2 separate regions of the Homo sapiens genome follow, and region 2 is linked to region 1. The links are chromatin loops, found by intact Hi-C in ENCODE. Cell type or tissue: MCF 10A. All regions are shown on one strand. Links, peaks and the distances in the headings refer to the core of each region. The heading gives the core; the rest is flanking DNA. Region 1 has its middle 79 kb from the start of ZPLD1. Region 2 overlaps ZPLD1 (zona pellucida like domain containing 1).

What was found. A loop is a pair of places that touch in the nucleus more often than their neighbours do. Peaks named below come from ENCODE experiments on the same cell type or tissue, not always from the same donor. Only the 100,000 strongest peaks of a DNase experiment are listed, where the experiment ranks them.
Region 2: a loop joins it to region 1, with 2.0 times the contacts of the local background. A loop is called at or near these places in 1 of 110 quality-filtered maps.

Annotation. Positions count from the first base shown.
Region 1 is chr3:102,350,573-102,360,835 of GRCh38, reverse strand. No RefSeq gene overlaps it. Among named protein-coding and RNA genes, the nearest start is that of ZPLD1, 79 kb to the left of the region's middle. In MCF 10A, for the core only: no CTCF peak of the experiment used is centred there; DNase peaks (open chromatin) are centred at 5,515 and 5,825.
Region 2 is chr3:102,461,373-102,471,635 of GRCh38, reverse strand. It overlaps ZPLD1 (zona pellucida like domain containing 1), which reads right to left. Exons shown (of 12, transcript NM_001329788.2): 7 at 9,258-9,355; 8 at 7,385-7,465; 9 at 2,501-2,672; 10 at 1,134-1,242. Among named protein-coding and RNA genes, the nearest start is that of ZPLD1, 31 kb to the right of the region's middle. In MCF 10A, for the core only: a CTCF peak has its summit at 5,330; no DNase peak of the experiment used is centred there.

The DNA of each region.
Region 1 (10,263 bases), core at 835-8,834:
TAGTAAATAACACAAAAATTAGAATAATAATTTTAATACAGTGAGCAATTTGATTAACATTTAATAATCTAGAAAATAATAGCAACTGGAGCTGAAAAACCAAATCCCTTAACACCAGCTTTCATTTCAAATGATCTCCAGGTGGCTGCTAGCCAATTTGCCACATGAAAAAAAGCCTGACACTATTGGAAAACAGACTCCAACTATTTTTTTAAAAAAAAAGAAAGAAAAGAACAATCAGTAGAGAATAGACAATGTTGTGCTAAAAGGCTATGTTATGTTGCCAAAAAAAAATTCAATCTGTGCACAAAATACCTCTTCCCATGTCTTTTGATCTGATGTAGCACTTGTCCAAATGGATGGGCTCCCTAAAGGGAAAACCCATTTCAAACATTGAGGAGCTCTAACAAATGCGAAGCACTCAACCTGGGGCTTACATATCCCAAATGGTCTCTTGCTGGTAACATGAGAACAAAATCAGTGTTCTACTCAGAGAACAGCTTTCCTGGCTTTTATCTTCTGTTCCATTTGTGCATTGATATGAAGATCAGAGTCATTGACTTGAATGTGATTTAGAATCTTGATACAAACAATGAGACATTAAACACTTTCTAGCCCTCTAAAATTTGTATTCAGACTCTTCTTTTTTCAGGATAGAATCACAGTCCCATCAGTATTCGAGGGATTTGTGCACACAGACTGCCTCTGTCAAAATTGTAGCAAGTTAATGCATTCCAGTATAGCTTGGAATTTTCTAAGGCAAATTATTACCTTAGAAAAAGAATGTAACTTGGTATTTTGACATACGTTATTTTATAGAGGGTACACTTTTTTTAATCTTTTGGTTTCGACTTCTTCACTTAAAGATTTGGAAAATAAAATTAAACTTTTAAAAAAAAAGAAAAAGAAAGCATGGAAATAATGATCTAAAGTCACAAAGAAAGGAAGGCAAAATCCAAAATCACCATCACACTATGGCCAAGCAAGAGGAGTGAAGACTACTGGAGGTGCAAAGTCTTTGGGCTTTAACTTCTTGTCTGTTCAAACCAATAAATAATGTTGCAGCATTTATTTATTCGCCAAGACTTAACAACATGTATTGCTTTTTTCATCACTTTGCCAATTTTCTTCAAAGAAATTTACTATTTCAAGCTGTTCATAAATCCTGTAACCTCTATGAGATTAGTTTCCTCATGGGTAAAATGGGAATGAATAACAATGCCTAGCTTGTGGAGTTGGTATGAGGGTAGAAATAATATATTAAAATCACCTAATAGTGCCTGGAACATAATGGAAGCCATCACTATTATCATTTCCCAAAAGCTATATCTGGACATGTAAATTGGAATAAAACTCTGAGGCCATTTTCAGACTAATTCAAACATAGGAACGCATTTTCTTGCAGATTCAAAGTAATTGAGGTAAATGTTAGAACATTTATTTGAATTATCAAGATGCATAAATTGTTTCAATTTTCCACTTTACATGTTCAGATATGGCTTTTGTGCATAGCCCTAGAGTAGCCCATTATTGAAAGCCCTCACAACTAAGTTTAACCAACCTTGATATGTAGTTGCCAATATATTGCCGGACAAGCTCCATTCATTAGTAAGGTTGCTGCTTCAGGTATCAAAAAACAAAGCTAATCCAAATATGAAGTTCCAATAACTATCCTCCATGTAATTTAAATTGGTAAAATTGAAACTTGCCTGAAAGGAGAGTAACAGAATAATGGGCCGTTTTCAGAAAATATCCCTGCCTTAAGTCATTATAATATAATCCTTTAGAACATTCTAGGAAAATTCTCAGGGAAGAAAATAAAATCTGCATCAAACTAAGGGCAGAAATTAACTTGCCTACCTAAAATTACAAACAACAACAACAAAATCTTTCATTTTTGTCTGTTGACACACAATCTTAACAACAGTTGCTCAGGGAAAGGGAAATTATAGTTTGAGATTTGAAAGTTACCAACTCTATATTTATATCATAAAAACAATATCAAAGTAGCAGTATGATATTAGAGAGTTTGCAGTGAGCCAAAATCAGGATGTTTTCCCATTAGTTACTAATAGGGCACTAAACAATTGTGAAGGTCTCATAATTTTCATCTGTAAAATGAGAGAATCACACTAGATTGGACCCTTCTTGTCCCTTGCAGCTATAACATTATGCAATTTCATTGTAAAGCCTCTATCATGTAATTCACCTTTGGTCCCTGACACATAATCATAATACCAATTTAATTGTAGAAGCAGTTATTTTCATTACTAGATTGGGCTGTACTGAAACTCCCTGGATTATGTCACATGACATAAAACAAGTGAGGGGGAAGCTCAGCTACACAAACACTGAGATTAAGAATTAAGAGAACTAGAAAAGCTCTTAGAGAAAAAAGAGCTCAAAAGGTAAGGGGACTGATTGGAGCAGGTCATGCAGAAACCACCAAAAAAAAAGAGTATGTCTATTGTTCAGAGGCTAATCAGCTAGAAAAGGCATATAAGAGGGAAGCAGATAGCTTTTTTTGTCCAGGTGGATCATATTAGTCTCAAAAAGGGGTTTTACTTGGTTAAAGTAAACTGGTTTAAACATGGTTTAAGTAAAACGTGATTTCCAAGTTTTACTCTTGGAAAACTTTTAGAAACCATGAAGTCAGAATTTAGGTAACAAGAGAGCAAGTTTGACTTTGAACTACTAAATGAGTCTGAGGACAAGCAAGCAAAGATTGAGTAAGCCAAATATGACTGTTAAATGAGTGATCTAATTAACCTCATGAGGATCTATTAGAAGAGAAGCTGCTTAAGAGACCAGTTACTAAAGAAAGACAATTCAAATAACAAGACACTACAGCCATGATTAACCATGTAATTTACTTCAAATTTTTATACTCAAGATCCTCATTCATTGTAAAACCTGACCCATAAAATATATCTTTTATTTTTACATCTGAGATTCCCATTTCCACTAGCCGATTGTTAGATTCAAGAGACGGAAAATCAAGACACGGTATTCAAGGACCAAGTTTCAAAAGAAATACATCCAGCTACCGTGATGCCTTAAGTAATGGCACTGAAATAGATCAGAAGTATGGAGGGTTCTGCTCAGGGGTTATAAAACTGTAGGGTCTTAAAAGTGAAAGTGGATTTAGAAGGCAGCTAATCCATTTCTTTTATTTTACTCATATGCCCAAGTATCCAACCCCATGCTCTCAAAGATCAGCTCCCTGTGGTTTCTTTTTAGAAAGCAGAAAGTCAGTCTCACTCCCTTACCAAATGATCTCATTAACATCACGCCCTTCTCTGTGCTGTTTCTCACTCTTCCACAGGCCACTGTTTCCCACTGATCCCCACCTGGAGTTAGGTGCACACTCCCCTCAAACGGAATGCGATGATAGTAAGAGACAGTAAATGACACTTTACAAACGGAATGCGATGATAGTAAGAGACAGTAAATGACACTTTACAAACGGAATGCGATGATAGTAAGAGACAGTAAATGACACTTTACAAACGGAATGCGATGATAGTAAGAGACAGTAAATGACACTTTACTTTCTCACTTTGTCCCACGGTTCTCGGCAACACCATCAAATAGACTTTACTGAAAAGTTTGGGTAATTCAAGGGAAATAGCACATAGAATGTGAAAAGTTAAATTATGTCACAAATAAAACATTTTCAATAATCAAGAGAGAAACACAAAACAAGTTTGCTTTAATGCCACCTCTTTTTGGCTTCCCAGACATCAGATTTCTCTATTTTATAAAAACCCACCTTCTTTTACCCCCATTTGCCTTTAGGAAAATACTACTAACTACCCCAAGGATTCTTCTCAACAAAAATCACCTATGTGCCTCCAGCAAGAAAGTCTCTCCCTTAAGAGTCATTAATTCTGGAACAATATCCTGAGGGCCTTCAAAGGGTCAATCAGTGATGACTCATAACATTCAAAGTTTTATACCATAAATCTATATAAGATAGAGCCCTCATGGGCCACTCTTTTTACAATCTCCTCATCAGCTGCATGCATAACTATATATGCTCTCAATTGTATCAATCAGGGTAGGTCATGAAAAGGAAAGCCATTGAGATGAATAAGAAGATTACCATCAGAATGGCTGGAGAGTAAAGATAAGAAAGGCCACTGCTAGCTTTCAGGAGTCAGAATGCATGGATCACAGGAAAGCCCCCGTGAAGGATCTCAGCAGCCCACACCATTAAAGTAGCCGATTCTCAAGAAGTGGCCTAGAATGAGACAAAATTTATATCATATCTACCTCTGATGATAACCACACACCTGTCCATAGTCACCACTAAAGAATAATAGCTTCTTCTTTTCTTCCACTTTCCAAGAATTACACAAATGTCTCTTATTGGCAGAATTTAATCAGAGGCCTGCTGAGAAGAGCCTAGAAAAGTAGTTGTAGAGATAGCTTAGACAGACTGGGATGATCCTCAGTATCATTCAGTCCTAACCTTTGGATACTCACCATCCATACATACCTGTTTACCAATATCTAAGTTTTGAAACAACAAAATTAAAAAACAATAGTATGCTTTCACCTAACTTGGTGAATGTATTCCTTACACAAATAAAAGCAGGTTCATCCTTTCACCTAAAGGAGAAGACATTTGCCTCTCGAGTCCCATAATTCACTGTATCCAACTCTGTTGATGTTCATGTCTATTCTCAAAGTATCCTTTGTTATTTAATATTGTACATACTGAATTATAAGATATTAAGGACTGAATTATGTCCTCCCAAAATTGATGTGTTGAAACCCTATCCCCAGTGTGACTGAATTTGGAGATATGGCCTTTAAGGAAGTAATTAGGGTTAAATGAGGTTAGAGGAGTGGGGCCCTAATCCAATAGGACTGATGTCCTTAGAGGAAGAGGAAGAGACACCAGGGGTGCATGCACACAGAGAAAAGCACATGTGAGGATGAAGTGAGAAGATACCCATCTGCAAGCCAAGGAGAGAGGCCTCGGGAAAATCCAAGCCTGATGGCACCTTGCTTTTGAACTCTTAGACTTCAGAACTGTGAGATAAAATCTTCTGTTGTTTGAGCCACCAGTCTGTGCTATTTTGCTATGGCAGCCCTACTAGACAAAGGGCTAGCCACCAGTCACATAACTTACATAAAATAGCAAAAAAAATGGGGTAGGAGAAATGATTAACACATTCTTTAGTATATAATAAACAAAGAAAAAAATATGCAGTTATCACCATCCTCATTTCTGTAACTGGTCATTTATTTTTTCCACAACTCATTCCATGTGCTTATCTCTGCCACATGTTTTGATTCCTGCATGGTCTGAGCCATGTGTGGCCTTGACTTCAATTGCTATTATCATCCATTAACTTTTACCACTGGTCATGGAAGTACCAAGAGATACCTTTAAAAATCTCCTGAGTTCTACATACTCTTTCTTACTTTGTAGTAGAAACCCTGTTTCCCTCTGATAACCAGGATGAGTCATCACAGTCAGGAAAGCAACTTTCTTATTTGCTTGTTGATTCAATGGCCTGAGAAGGCTGAAGTAACCATGTAGCAATCTCAACTGCCAGTTAAATGGAGCCCTGCTTAGTCTCCCAGTGTGATTATTCTCTTTTTAAGAAATAATAGTTTTTTAACCAGAGAACCAAAACATGCAGAAGGAGAAAGTATAAATTTTGTGAGAGGACTATTTTGGGTAAGAGTGAATAAATCCACTCTATTTCAATCCCTTGGATCCTGGACTCAAGCATTCTTTGTATTGAAGAAATAACATCATATTAGTCACTGGTTCACAGCTTATATTGCATTGCATATGACAGCTCCTCAAATTCCTAAGTGTTGTAATCCAGGGCAGCTTTGTAACTATGAATCTAATAGGCCATTCCACTGTTCTGTCAGGCCATCTGTGTTTTGCAGTGAAGGAATATCATATAAAACCAGCATCTCCTTCTCCTGACTCCCACATGGATTTAAGCCCATTACCTCTGCTATTTTATTGTACAATATCTTTCTTGGTCAAAAGCAAGATTCTGTGTGATACCTTGAGGCATTCAATTAATCATAGATGATAGTATTAGAAGAAGCATTGAAGGCAAGAAAGGCAGAGTGAGTGCCTTTTCCTATGAAGACAAATTGCTGCCCCCTCCATGATGGAAGAGATCCAATGTGATCAATGCACCACCAGGTGGTTGGCTGGTCCCCCAGACAGTGGTGTATTATCAGGGGCTCAAAAGTAGACACTGTTATTGGTAGATTAGTTACTCAGTGGTGATGACAGACAGTTCAGTCTTGGTAAAGTAAGCCCCTAATTTTGAGTCCATACATATCCACCTCCATCCCTGAAGCCATAGCCACTGTGTTCATTAGCCCATTAAAGCAAGCACAGGAATGGCTGACTGACATCCATGGAATAGGTCATCTTGTCTACTTCATTATCAAAAACCTTACTCAAATGGCTTCCCTTTGAGTATTGAGTATTTGAATATTGTGATTTAAATATTCTCTATGTCCCCATTGCAAGAGTCCTATCCACAGAAGTCTTCCCTAGATTGCTTTTCAGCAATCCATCAAGCTTGTGATTTCTAAGTTCCTTCTAAACAAACTGTTAGCTTGCTGCCCTGTGATTACTTTAGATACATACCTTTGCTACCTCTCTTTTCAGGCAAGTAAACAAAGTATTCAGAGCTCTGCCCACAGTATTCAGGGCACATTAGTGCTAGAGCAGCTGACCTTTTACTTGCATCACCATATGATGCAGTAGTATCTATAAATAAGGCTAAATAGTCCTTCTTCCTCTGTCAATTAGTCATAGGGAATGTCCCATAAGGCTATAGGTATGGGTAAAGAGATAGGCAGACGTGTAGCAAGAGTAAGGTGTGGAGCATCTGATCTACTGGTTCATGCCACTCACATGTGTTTTTCAGGACATACTTGTGCCTATTTTTATATACCCACTTCTACATGCTGAGGCATGCTATTGCCCAAGCCAAATTCATGACTTTGGTAGTCATATAACACATAGTTCATTATGGGAAGATTATGTCCCATAGTCTTCTTAAGAGAAGAATAATTAGAAGAAACAAGCATGCAAAGGCTTTTCTCAAAGCCTTCCCTCCACGTAATCCTTTTCATTCAGCTGCCCAAAGAGTGACAGGGTGACAATATGGAAGATTACCTGAGATGTTTTAGGGCAGGGGGACCTGCAAGTGGCATTTAAGACCATATGCGGATTCTATTGACCAGAACTCATCTAACTACCAAAGTGTCTAAGAAATGTAGTTTAGCTTCCTCCTCTTCACTGCTAAATAAATAGATATTTACTATTGCATAATTTCTATGAGTTAGGAATTTAAGAGTATCTTAACTTAAGAATAGCTTAATTTGGTCTGGCTCAAGGTTTTCCAAGAAGACCTTGTAATCAAGAAGTCAGCCAGGGATTCAGTCCCTCGGGATGTCTGATCAGGGAGGGTGTGCTTTTACGCTAACTCATGTGGTTGTTGGCAGGCTCCACTTCCTCGATGAAGACTGACCACCAACACAAGCACAGCTCTCCCAAAGACAAACAGAAATCATACGTTCTAGACCAGTTGTTCTCAAAATGTGGTCCCTGGACAGCAGAAACAGCATCATCACTGGGTAACTAATTCCTGGGCCACATCTTGCAATTACTATACACAAACCTCTAGGTATAGGCACCAGCAATCTATGTTTTCACAGGTTGCCATATGATTCAATGCATGCCAAATTCGAGAATCACTGGTCTGGAACCAAAAAAGGAGTAACATGAAACTTATCATCTTAGTGGCTTTCCATAATCCCCTTTCAGACTCCCAGAAATAAGAATTGATCCCATTACCCAGTCAAGTGTTTATGGCTTTAGCTACCAAGCTCTAGGGGGAAGCCCTGGTAAATACTCTCAGGCAAGAATCTACATCCTCTTTACTTTCTGTTTAGCTGGAGAAGGAAAGATCACTTTATGCTTCCAGGTACATCAAATACTTCCTGTGACAGCCACCAACATCTGTTTTCTCAATGAAGAAATGAGTTTAGACTAAATTAATACCTCTAATAAGTGGTATAATTTTAAATCTAAAGATTCAAGGGGGTAAAGACTGGTCATCTTCAAGTGGCAGAGCAATAATCTCAGCTATTCTAAAACTTCATATTTTGTTGCCTTAATTTAAAAAGCAGTCCAATTACTTCTGCAGTTTGTTTTTTTGTAAACGAAGTCACAGTCTCAATTATAATGAATTGGAACTCTATTATATATTTTGAAGGTCAAAATGAAGGTTATGATTATTAATTTAAATTCACTCTAATTTTCATTTGCTTTTTCATTAGTCATTTCAATAATACAAAATTGACCTTTCATATTGGAGAGGCAGTTAAATTTTATTAAGTTATAGTTTTGTATTGTTTTAGTTTGGTAACTAGATATTAGGTTGGTGCAAAAATAATTGCGGTTTTCGCCATTAGTTTTAAATGACAAAAACCACAATTACTTTTGCATTGATCTAATAGACATATACCATAAGTTTTCATTCGGGGGTAATTTTTTTGAGTAAGTACACGATTTACTGAGTATAAGTTATTATAAGAATTAGGTGTACCATATTTTTATAAATCTTTGGTTCTTAGTCATTGACTAGTATTTTAGTAAAACAAGAAAATTGAGATGTTCAATTTAAAAGCAGGAATGATTCACTAACCCATGAACTCATATCTTGTACATTTAGGAAAGATCATATTTATTGGTTATTTATTGTTATACAACAAACTATCTCAAAGTTTAAAGCAGTAGATATTTATTATTTTATAATTTTTGTCGGTTAGTAATTTAAGAGTAGCTAAACTTGGTCTGGCTCAAGGTCTTCCAGGAGGTTGTTGTAGTCAAGAAGTCAGCAGGGATTCAGTCTCCTCTGAATGTCTAATCAGGGGAGGGTGTGCTTTTATTCATGTGGTTGTTGGCAGGTCCCGCTTCTTCACTGACGATTGGACAGAGGTCTGTATTTCTTTTCCCTTGGGTCACTCTAAGGCTGCCTGAGTATTCATAACATGTCAACTGGTTTCTCCCAAAATGAGATATGAGAGACAGAGTGTGCATGAGAGTAGCCAATACAGAATATAAATGCTGAACTTAAATATTTTATCTCATTAATGTCAATTGTTTCCACTCAAATGAAAAGATCGTCTCTGTTAAACCTAAACTAATCTAATCCAAATCTAATTTATTAACAAAGGCCTATGTATCTCCCTGTGTAGAACACAATTACACTGTAGACCTGTTCCTACAGACTGAGAAAAACGTATTTTCTGAAACTTCCATTTCGTATTCTTAAACTACACAAGACTTTAGACAGGAAAGACCATAATGCAGAGACCATTATTTTTTATTATACCTTAATCTTGGAAATGACTTACCCTCACCTCTGTCATATGTTATCAGTCACCCATATCAAACCTGGTACATTGTGGAAGGGGTCTCCACAAGGATAGGAACACATTCAGGAGCCATGCTACAGGCTTTCTACCACGACACAACTATCAGATTTGGCAGACTGAAGATTTTTCATACAATAGTAAAATTATTTACCTAGGATGACTATTATACAGTTCTAAAACATAATCCATTTTATACCTGGGTATATTCTGGAAACATATTATATTCTGGAAACATATTATATTCTGAAAAGTTTTGTGTGAATAAAATACTGGTTAATATCTGTTTTTCCACATCTGTTTTCCCCTCTAGGTTATGAATTCATCAGGGGAGGTACTATGTCTTGTTCATGTTTATACTTCCAGCGCCTTGAACAGCAGCCAGGATACTCATGCTTAGTAAATACGTATTACTTTAAATGGATTTATCTTATATTTTAATTCGCAAAATATTTATTTTCTCATTTTAAAAAATTAAGGTATTACATATATAGAGTAAAATGTACAGAACTCAAGTGTTCATTTTGATAGGTTCTAACAATTGTATATGGCTATGTCACCCTAAACCAAAGAACATTTTCATCACCTTTGAAAATTCTCATGTGCCTCTTTCCAGTCATTTCCTCCCTTCCCCTCCACCCTCAAGCAATAACTTTCTGCTTTCTATCACCCTAGATTGGTTTTACCTCTTCTTGAACTTCATGTAAGTGGAATAACATTATGCCCAAAACCACATGTTTCTGTATCTGACCTTTCTTATTTAACATAATGTTTTTGAGAAACATGTCATTGTTGCATGTATCAGTAGTTCATTTCTTTTTATTG
Region 2 (10,263 bases), core at 1,389-9,388, 110 kb before region 1:
TGGACTCTGAAAGTCTCTGGGTTCACACTGACTTAAATCTACAAAATCTATATCCCTTTACATTGTGTGTGTGTATGTGTGTAGGTACATGTATGCACATATATTTGTATACATGAGGATATGTTTATAAAGAGTTATAAATAGTTGTGTCCATTAGATTATATGAATTCATGAGCACAAATGAATGCAGTAGATGAGAGTATGTAATATGCAGAATTCTGAAAGGAAACAAATGGTACTCAAACTGGGCCATGTACGGAGTGTTTAATAGGCTATTTATAAAGACGTGGAGAATTCACAAGAGAGAGTAGAGTTAAGGGATAAGGAGAGGGTTTTCAGAGTAGTTCTAGGGAGAGAATTGTCTGGGAGGAGCCCTGTGGACGCCACAATTTCTGTGCCCTCCCATCTGCTTACAGCACCACCTATTGGTCAAGCCCAACCAGAAACTAGAGGGCAAGGGAGCTAGAGGCTGCAGCGCACTCAAATTAGTAGTCATGGGCGACAGCAGGGCAGAGGACGGTGAAGCGGATCCACAGGGTATCCAAGCGGATACACACGTCCAGCATGAGCTGGGATCACGCCTGTAATCCCAGCACTTTGGGAGGCCAAGGTGGGTGGATTATGAGGTCAGGAGTTCGAGACCAGCCTGAGCAACATGGTGAAACCCCATCTCTACTAAAAATACAAAAATTAGCCAGGTATGGTGGCAGGCGCCTGTAATCTCAGCTACCCTGGAGGCTGAGGCAGGAGAATCTCTTGAACCCGGGAGGCGGAGGTTGCAGTGAGCCGAGATCACACCACTGCACCCCAGCCTGGACAACAGAGAGACACTCCGTCTCAAATAAATAAATAAATAAAACAGGTCCAGCATGGCCTACTCGTGTGTGCGTGTGTGTGTGTGTGTGTGTGTATGTGTGTGTGAAAACAGGAAACGTAGTAAAGACAATATTGCCCTTTGTGTGAAAGTTGAGTAAACAGGGAAACTACTGTGAAATTAAAGTTGCTTAGTAGTTTATCTTGTCTCACAATTAATTAGTGCTGTTTAGGAACCACTTTGAGTTCTCGTTAGAAGCCAAGTAACGAGGCATTTTGGAACCGTCTATTACTACATACAGAAGGAGGAGCACACTTACCACTCCGAGTAATGATGGGACCAGCAGAGAGCACCGCGCTGCCAGAAGAGCTCTGGGGGCTCCAAGTCGTCCTCCTCCCAGCATCTCTCCTTTCTCTGTGGCTGCAAATCTGAGGTGTTAATGAAAACAAATGAAATTCCACACCGGCGCAGAATTGTTTCTTTATGGCCATTTGGAAAGCAGATTCTTTTGGAAGAGATACCACATGTTTAATTTTATTCATTTCCTTCCGTGCATTTATTTAATTACTTTGCATGTAACTGCTACAGTGTTTCTTACCCTGGCTTGGGCCACATTTCTTATTTCCTCCCGCTGTAATTGTGCACTGCCTCATTAATTTACATAGCTCAATGGCTCTCTTGAAAAAGTGCTGTGTTTATCAAACTTTTCTACTTTTATTTCTCTCAAGCCTTTAATAAATCCTTCCCGGAAATGTTGGTCAGCATGGACTCAAGGTAATGTGGACTCTCCATTTACCCCCATCTGTCATAGCTTATTAGTCCAAAGGGATCAATGAGTATGAAGAAATAGCTTCCCATTTATGCATAAATTGAACATAAATATAAACATATTAATGGTATTTCAAATTAAAAAAGGGCATGCATTTTTCTCAGGTTAATAATGATGTGGCCCTAGAGAGCCGGTCAGAATAGAATTTTTTTTATTCACTACTTTAAATGGATCTTTATTTTAATGGTGGCTGTATGCAATACAGATGCACACCTTTCATTGCTTTTAACTTTTAAGCTCAGTGATTTCCCGACCATCTGGCCACAATCTACCTTTCCAGCACCAGCCCAGTCCACTCCCTGGGTTTTCCAATCATCTCTACTCTGCTCTACAACCCTACTGAAGAACTAGAAGCTCTCTGATCACACTAATTTATGTGTCTCTGTCTTTGACCATCGTTTGGCCAGCAATGTCTCTCACACTCTTGATTTTGGTTCTCTGGGGTTCAGTCCTCTTCGAAGTAACAGCTGGAGTTCATCTCTAACAATCCTCTCAACCTCTCCTGCTTCATCTCTCTCACAATGGTGAATACTGCCTGTTACTACAACCCATATATTTGTCTGCCTTTGCACCATAAGATTTTTGTCTTGATTTCTTCTGTGACTAGCTAATGATCCTAAAGAATAATCTAATTAAATTCAGAATTTGTGCACACCTCATCTCTGTATCCTCGGTATAATGCTTGGCACAAAGTAGGATATTTAGCAGATCTTTACTAGACAAATGAATAAATCCTACTTCAAACTATTTGATCTAACACATATCCACTTTCTATGCAGAACTTAGTTTCTGACATTTGATAACCTTTCAGCTTAGATCAATTCAACAACTTAAAATGAAGTTCCTTAAAAACATACCGGCATAAGGAAGGGGCAGTCATCTGCTCTGCAGAGCTTGGTAACGCAGTGCAAGAAGACAGTGGACATTTTCTGATTCTTGTGTTTCACAAATCGGAACACTTCAAAAGAAAACCGGCCCCGCTGGCTTCGGCCATTCTCAATGACGGTGGTCTGAGGGTCCTTGTCACAGCTAAATTTTAGGGAACGTGAAAACAGGACATCACTGGAAAGTACCAACCTACTGGGACTTGTAAATTAATTTCTACCGTATTAAGACTCCGCCATTACATTAAGAGCTAACAGAACCATGCCACGTTACAGATATTTAATCATAGCATAAGCTAATTCAACAGATATGACAATAAAACCTGGATCACAAAATTTAAACAGATCAGTTTCTGATTGCATTAATAGTTAGAAGAATTATACTTTCATGTAGTTCAAAAATCCAAATAATTTAAAATACATAGAAACCTGCCAGAGGTGATCTCACTTATTTTCATTCTCATTTATTTTCATTTATTTTCACATCATTCCCAGGGTATATGAAAATAGAAACAGAAGCAATGTATTCTTATTGTCCTCCCTCCTTAAACAAATGATAGCATATTGTCTACACTATGTGGTACCTCGCCTTTTAAAGATTTAGCAGTGTTAGAGATCTTTCCGTATCAATATTTAGAGAGCTTCCTCATTTTTTTCCACAGCTGTATAGTATTTCATCATGGACATGTTTCAGAGTTTATTTAATCAGTTTCCTATTTATGTACATGCATTGTTTTTGAATCTTTTGCTTTTTAAAAACTAATAATGAATAATCTTACAATATATCATGTTGAACATGTACAGGATTAACTACAGAATACATCCATATAATCATTTAATAGATATTGTCACTTTGCCCTATATAAATATTATTCAATTTTGGACTTCACAAGCAATATATGAAAACAATGCTTACTTCTCCAGAGCTACATCAGCGAAATGTATGGATCAAATTTTTTATTATTCCCTATTTGAGAGTAAAAATGAACTATCACCCTATAATTTTAACTTGTATTTTCTTATAATTAATGAGTTTGTGTATCTTCACATACCTTATAGTCATTTGCATTTCTTTATCTGAAAATGGTTTGTGTCTTTTGATCAATTCTGTTGTGTTCTTGGCCATTTTCTTTCTGATTCTTATGAGTTCTTTTATGTATTAAGAAAAGTGGTTACTGGTTGTTATATAAGTTGCAAATTGTTTCCCTTTGTTATTTGGCTTTGGACATTCCGTGTGTGTGTGTGTGTGTGTGTGTGTGTGTGTGTGTGTGTACAGTTTTATTCTTACGTAGTTAAATTTTCAATATGTTATTTTGTGGCTTCTAGTATTTACACTGAAGCCAGTTTCCTTACTCCAAAGTTTTAAAGGTATTTCTCTTGTTTTATTCTACCAGTTTTAAAGTTGTAGTTTTTACCTTTAAATTAATAATCTATTTAGGTTTTATTATGGTATATTGAGTGAAGTATAGGTCCAATACTATTTTTTATCTTACTGTTATCCATGTCCAACACTGTTTTAAAAAATCTACTTATCCCACTGATTTGTGGTACCACACTCTATCTTACACTAAATTCCCATATGTTTGGGGATCTATTTCTCAGTTTACTGTTCTGTGACTTTTGTCTATGTGTCTAGCTTTGCATAATATCACATTCCTTTAATAATTGTGACATTTTATTGATTGTGATATCTGATAGAACCATACTCTGCTCATTTCCATGTTGATTCCCGGCTTATCTTTTTGTATTTGTCATTTATCCCTTTTTTTCTTGACGTGATTAGCTTGTGATTCTCTATTAATGTATTTTTTCAAGGAACCAACTTTTTCTTAACTTCTTCCAAAACATTGGTTCATATTTTCATTTTTGATACAAGTCTTATTTATGGGTTTTACAACTTCCAAGTGGTGAGGACTTTCTGGTTTTTGATATCGTTATAAATTGCTGTCTCTCTGTATATAGCTTATTGCGTATGTCGTTTAGATTTTCTGTATCCTTACTTCCTTACTTACTTGTTGGCCACCAGAAGTAAGTTTTGTAAGAGGTAAAATTCTAATTTTTAAATTTTATTTCTATGTCTTTTTATATTTCCCCTGGTTTCCACTTAATGAAATCTTCAATTTCATCCAGGGCATCATTTCATTATATCAATGTAAGATTTTTTTTTAATTTAGGAAAGTGTTCCTGGATTATATTTTTAAACAATGTGTTCTATTATTTTGGCTTTTGGGGGGACAATTCTAATTATGCATATTATACATATATCGAATTCCCTTTCTCACCTTTTTATTTCTATCTTTCTTACTTAATCCTCTTTTTATTTTCCTTCATATTTGTTTATTTTTATTTGTATTTCTTATACTTATCTTTCATGTCCCACACTGTTTCTGCTGTGATCTGCACTCCTTTGAATGCCTTCTAATTACATGTCCCTTCCTCTCACACATTTTTTTGTATTTCTGTTTATTTTCACTTATCCCAGTTTCCTTTACACATTTCCATAGCCATGGCTTTTACTGTCCTATCCTTACTTACCTAAGTTCTCATAATTCTATCTTCATAACCATGATGCTTTTTGCTTTTTAAAAATTAATGTGGGAATGTATATATTATATATTCCATGGCAGCATTTTTCTGGTGAGTTTAATTCACCTTTAAATTTTCTTTTCTGCCATTTTCGATATTTTTCCTGTAGAATATTGGAACACTGCAAGAAATACCTGCATCTGTTTATCATTCAAGTTTGAAAGAGTTGGATTTCCCTAAACCTAAAATTTTTAGGACCCCTAAGGCAATGTGGAATGGTAAATACCTTCCTTAAGGGTTTCCCCAACTCAAGGGCTCCCTCCTCTGTTTTTCAATAACAACTTTCTTTGAATATAGCAGAACTGTGCAGCTGACTGAACTTAAAAGATATTCACAGGGTTCTACCATCAGCCCTGGGTTCCTGAGGTTTATTCACCAGCCTTGCCACCAAGGACAGAGCCCCTGCCTTCCCAGGCGATTCCTTTACCTTTAGAAGGTATACTTTTCCTGGTACTTTATGAGATCTGCCACTTCTGAGGCTCTGAGCATTCTCTACTGTTTTTTCTTCAGATTCCCCAGCCCTGGGGATAGCAGTTTCCATTCAAAGTAGTGCCCTTTCCTTCTAGGTGTGTATTTCTCCAGCTGCTTCTGGGAGCTGACTCCCTTAAGACCCCCTCAGCACCCACTTTTCTTCCTTGCCTTCCTTACCACCTCTTCTACACTGCTTTTTACAACATTTTCTCTTGATCTTAACTGTTTTCACCAACACTAGCATTTACTTTAGAATTTCTAGGTTTTCTTTTCCTCCTAGATTCACAAAAAAGGACATTTGGGAAATTTTTTTTCTTTAGTTATGCATTTCACTCTGAATGGTTTCCAATAAGAAAACTGAAAAGATTCAGAACTAAGCTGCTTCTATATTCACACTAGAAGTCTGATGATCATATTCCAGATTATCAATATATGAGGATTATAGAAGTTTGGGAAAATAAGAGAAATGTCAAAAAAAATCCATAACCCTACCAAGCATAAAAAACCACTGTGAGCCTTTTGCTGTTTCTCTTTACAGTCTTTTCTGTTATATAAATGAAGTTCATTATATACACAATTATATATTAGGTTCCTTTTCCTTGATATTTTAATACCTTTAAATGTTAAAGAATCAATTATTTTCAAAGATAGAAATACCAATAGGACAGAAAGGGAGAAGGTAGGAGAAAGCCAACCATTTTTTTCTATCTAATACATAACTTTATATGATTGTAGTGCCTGTATGGACTCTCAACTTACTGGTTGTCCATAATTCACCTAGCTATTTCCTTATTGCTGAATGTATAATTTGTTCCCATGTTTTACTATTTTAAATATCACTGATAGACCAGAATGTCATAAATATTTTAAACTATATTTCCCAATTTGTAAAGCTAGAATCAAAGAATATGAAATTTTTAAGTATTTTGATACATACTGACAATTTTTCCCAAAAATGTTGCTCAAATTAACATTTCCAGAAATAGGATATGTAAGAATAACAGTTTGACCATACCCTCTGAACATCATCTTGCCCTTGATTAGCCAATAAAGTGTATTCTTTTGGTTTCCCATTATATTACTTCCATCATGTGTCAATTAGCTGCAGTGAGCTGAGCCAATTGCAATTTATAAGCATGATTAGAAGACATTGCTTGACTCTCAAGTCTGTTCAGCTGTCAGATAAAAAATGCTGAAAAGGAACTGAGATGATTGAATGGTTTTATGATCAATGTCCTTTTTTCCCAGATATATATTACATTCACTCTATATCACTGTCTATTGGGGAAGGAGGATGAAGTTATTGGCTCTAATAAGAAAAGGAGTGGTAGGTTATATTATAGTTTTATACTAAATACTGATAAATGAACAAAAGTATTTTGGGGTCTAAATTATCCAGACCATTACTTTAATTTTACTCTCCTTTTGACATATGAGACAGTCTAGTTGCAGATAAATAGTAACCTCTATTGCATTTCTTTTCCTGCGAATAATATCCTAACTATGCGTTTCCTAAGACAGTGAAATATTCCCATATTCCTAAACATGAATAAAACATCTTTGGTGGACATAACTTACTTAGAACTCTGATTCAACAATAGCCTTATCAGCATTTTGTGTTGATAACTGCTCTCAAATTTTATACTTTCAGCTTTATAAGGACTCAAAGTTCAAAATGTAAAACTTGAAATTCAAAAGCTATAATAGTGCTTTATAATTTATCTGACTTAGATATTCCATTTCAATTATCTACAACTGGGTCATTGGTATCAATATAATACTTAGACAGCTAAGTCTTACCTAAGGAAAAGATCATATCGAATGTCATCATTTGGGTTTCCTGATGGGGTAGTATAGCAATAATCCATTAAAACATTCCATCTGAAAGAATGTAAGCAAACATAATCTAGAGTCAGAATTTCCTTTTGGATATTAGTTACTAATACAAGGGAAGTAAATATTGAGAAACTTCTTTTTCCTTCTTTCTTTCTTTTCTTTTTTTGAGACGGAGTCTTGTTCCGTTGCCCAGACTGGAGTGCAGTGGCACCACCTCGGCTCACTGCAAGCTCCGCCTCCTGGGTTCACGACATTCTCCTGCCTCAGCCTCCCGAGTAGCTGGGACTACAGGCGCCCGCCACCAAGCCCGGCTATTTTTTTTTTTTTTTTTTGTATTTTTAATAGAGACGGGGTTTCACCGGGTTAACCAGGATGGTCTCAATCTCTTGACCTCGTGATCCACCCTCCTCGGCCTCCCAAAGTGCTGGGATTACAGGCGTGAGCCACCGCGCTTGCCTGACAAACTTCTTATCTCATGGAATATAATTGTTTATTACTTGTTATTTGCGGAAGTTTATTGTTCATTAAAACTTTCTCTTATTCCATCCTGCTTATTTCACATGCATGCCTGTATCAAAACATCTCAAGTACCCCATAAATATATACACCTACTATGTACCCATACAAGTTTTTAAAAAGTAAGAACTTTCTCCTGAACTCAAAGTGTTTAAAAATCTGCACCAAATTGTCAATTTCACATTAAGGGGAGTCAAGTCTAATGCCATAAAATAATTGTGTACAAGACAACTGAATGGTCAAAGTCTGAGAAGTAAACTTTAAAATGAGCTACATAGATGCTTATATGTTCACTATAAACAATAGCTTTTTGTTTCTAGATATTACTGTCTCTAACAGAATCAGAGAATGTTATAATACCAAATACAACAAAGGAGTTTAGAGCATAAATTGTATATCAGAATCAGTGGTTTGGCGATTGTGGAGTCCACAATAGACACTGTGTTAGGGTGAAGAAAGCCATGAGGCACATACATATCCACAGCCTTCCTCCACAAGGTTAGATTTTGCTCACATTTATACATTAGTCCATTCCAACTCCGATGTTATAAAAAAAATACTAATCCATGGGAAGCGAATGCCAATGAAATGGAAAAAACTCCTGCATTATTAAAGGACAATTTTAAAGACTCATACAAGAATAGAAATATTCTTCAGGACAGGAAGGGAGAAGGTAAAGAAGAACTAAATTTATAGAGTATACCAATCTCTTCAGGATGCAAAGTTTAAATAGTAATACATAAGCAACCCAAAACAGGCCATTTTCACATTACATTTTTTTATAGGGCACGGTTAGAGCTTCAGCTTTTGAGCTCCATTTTAGTTTGATTGCTCTGAATTTTCTTAAGTATCATCTGAAATTTAATAGTTTTTTTATAGAGATGTTTCTGGAGATCATTTTATGTAATTTTGACACACTCTTATGCAGAGTCCTTTCATTCTTTAATAAATTCATATTGAAGAGTAACATACATATGGAAAAGCAAGCAAATCAAGTGTTCACAGAATGACTACATTTGGTTAATCATCTTTCTGATGAAGAGATACAACATTTCGGCATCCCAGATCTTCCCATGCCCCGTTCCAAGAACCACCCCCCTTCTTTATGGGAAGACTTGTTATTCTCCAATTAATGACAGAACATGAGTGTAACCTCTTAAACTTTGTAATCTGTTATTTCTTTTTAGTAGCATGCCTAAATGGTGTGGCAATGATAATATTTTCAAACTGAATTTAAAAATGAATGGCCCAACTTTATGACTCATGAGGATTTAGGCAGTCAAAGAGTTTTAACCTAAAAAAGACAAGAGTTTGAAATTACCTGCCATCCAAATTAGTGGCTTGGACAGCTGCAAATACTTTGGTTTTCAAAGGTAATCCTATACTGGGGATAATTAACTGCTGGTTGTAGGTTGAATCCTAATGATGAAACAATAAAAAATCTATTATTACCTCCCCAACAACAGCACACTTACTACTTAAAACAACAATATTAGAGAGAGAAAAAAGAAAGTAAATCAACATAAACCTACAGAATCAATCCAAAAAGGATTTACGTGACCCTCTGGTTTCTTGGCAGAACTGTTATTAAGCCATATCCATGTAACAAATTGATTCCATGTGTGAATCTTTTTGTTTCCATAGTTTACCATATATGGTGGCTAATGTTCACTGTATCTAAATTATATTCAGTGGTCACTAGTTAATATTCAGTTTGGTTAATATTCAATGGTCAATATTTAGTTTACTTAAATTAATGTTCCATTTATTTGATTATATTAGAGACTAATATTGAGTTTATTTAAATTATATCTGTTTAAATTTAAGCCCTTTACTGTAGGCACTGTAGTTCTTATACTTCTGATAATATTTTATTTACCAAAAATCACTTACCTGGCAAATTGAAATTGTTAAAGTTTAATTGAAAACCAAAGTAAGACCATTTTAAAGTCACAGAAGAATAGAAATTTTCTTCTAGGGAGAATAGAAGAAACTACAGGAGAACCAAATTTCTAGAATGTATCAATATCTTCAAGATGCAAGCTTTAAATAATAATACACAGAAAACCAAAATGAGACATTTACTCATTACATTTTTTATAGGGCAAGATTCAGCTTTTGAGACAAACACAGACTCCAAGCTGCTAAAATACATGCCATATGGTTCCTGCACAAATTCTTTAGAGGTCACTTATAGAAGGGTATCTCAGGACTTCATTTTTACTTTTCTACCCTTATTTTGGACCAGTTCTAGAGAGCTTATTTGTATCATTCTCAAATCCACAGTAGATTAAAGCATCGGATTAGAAATTAAGAAGTAGCAGGTA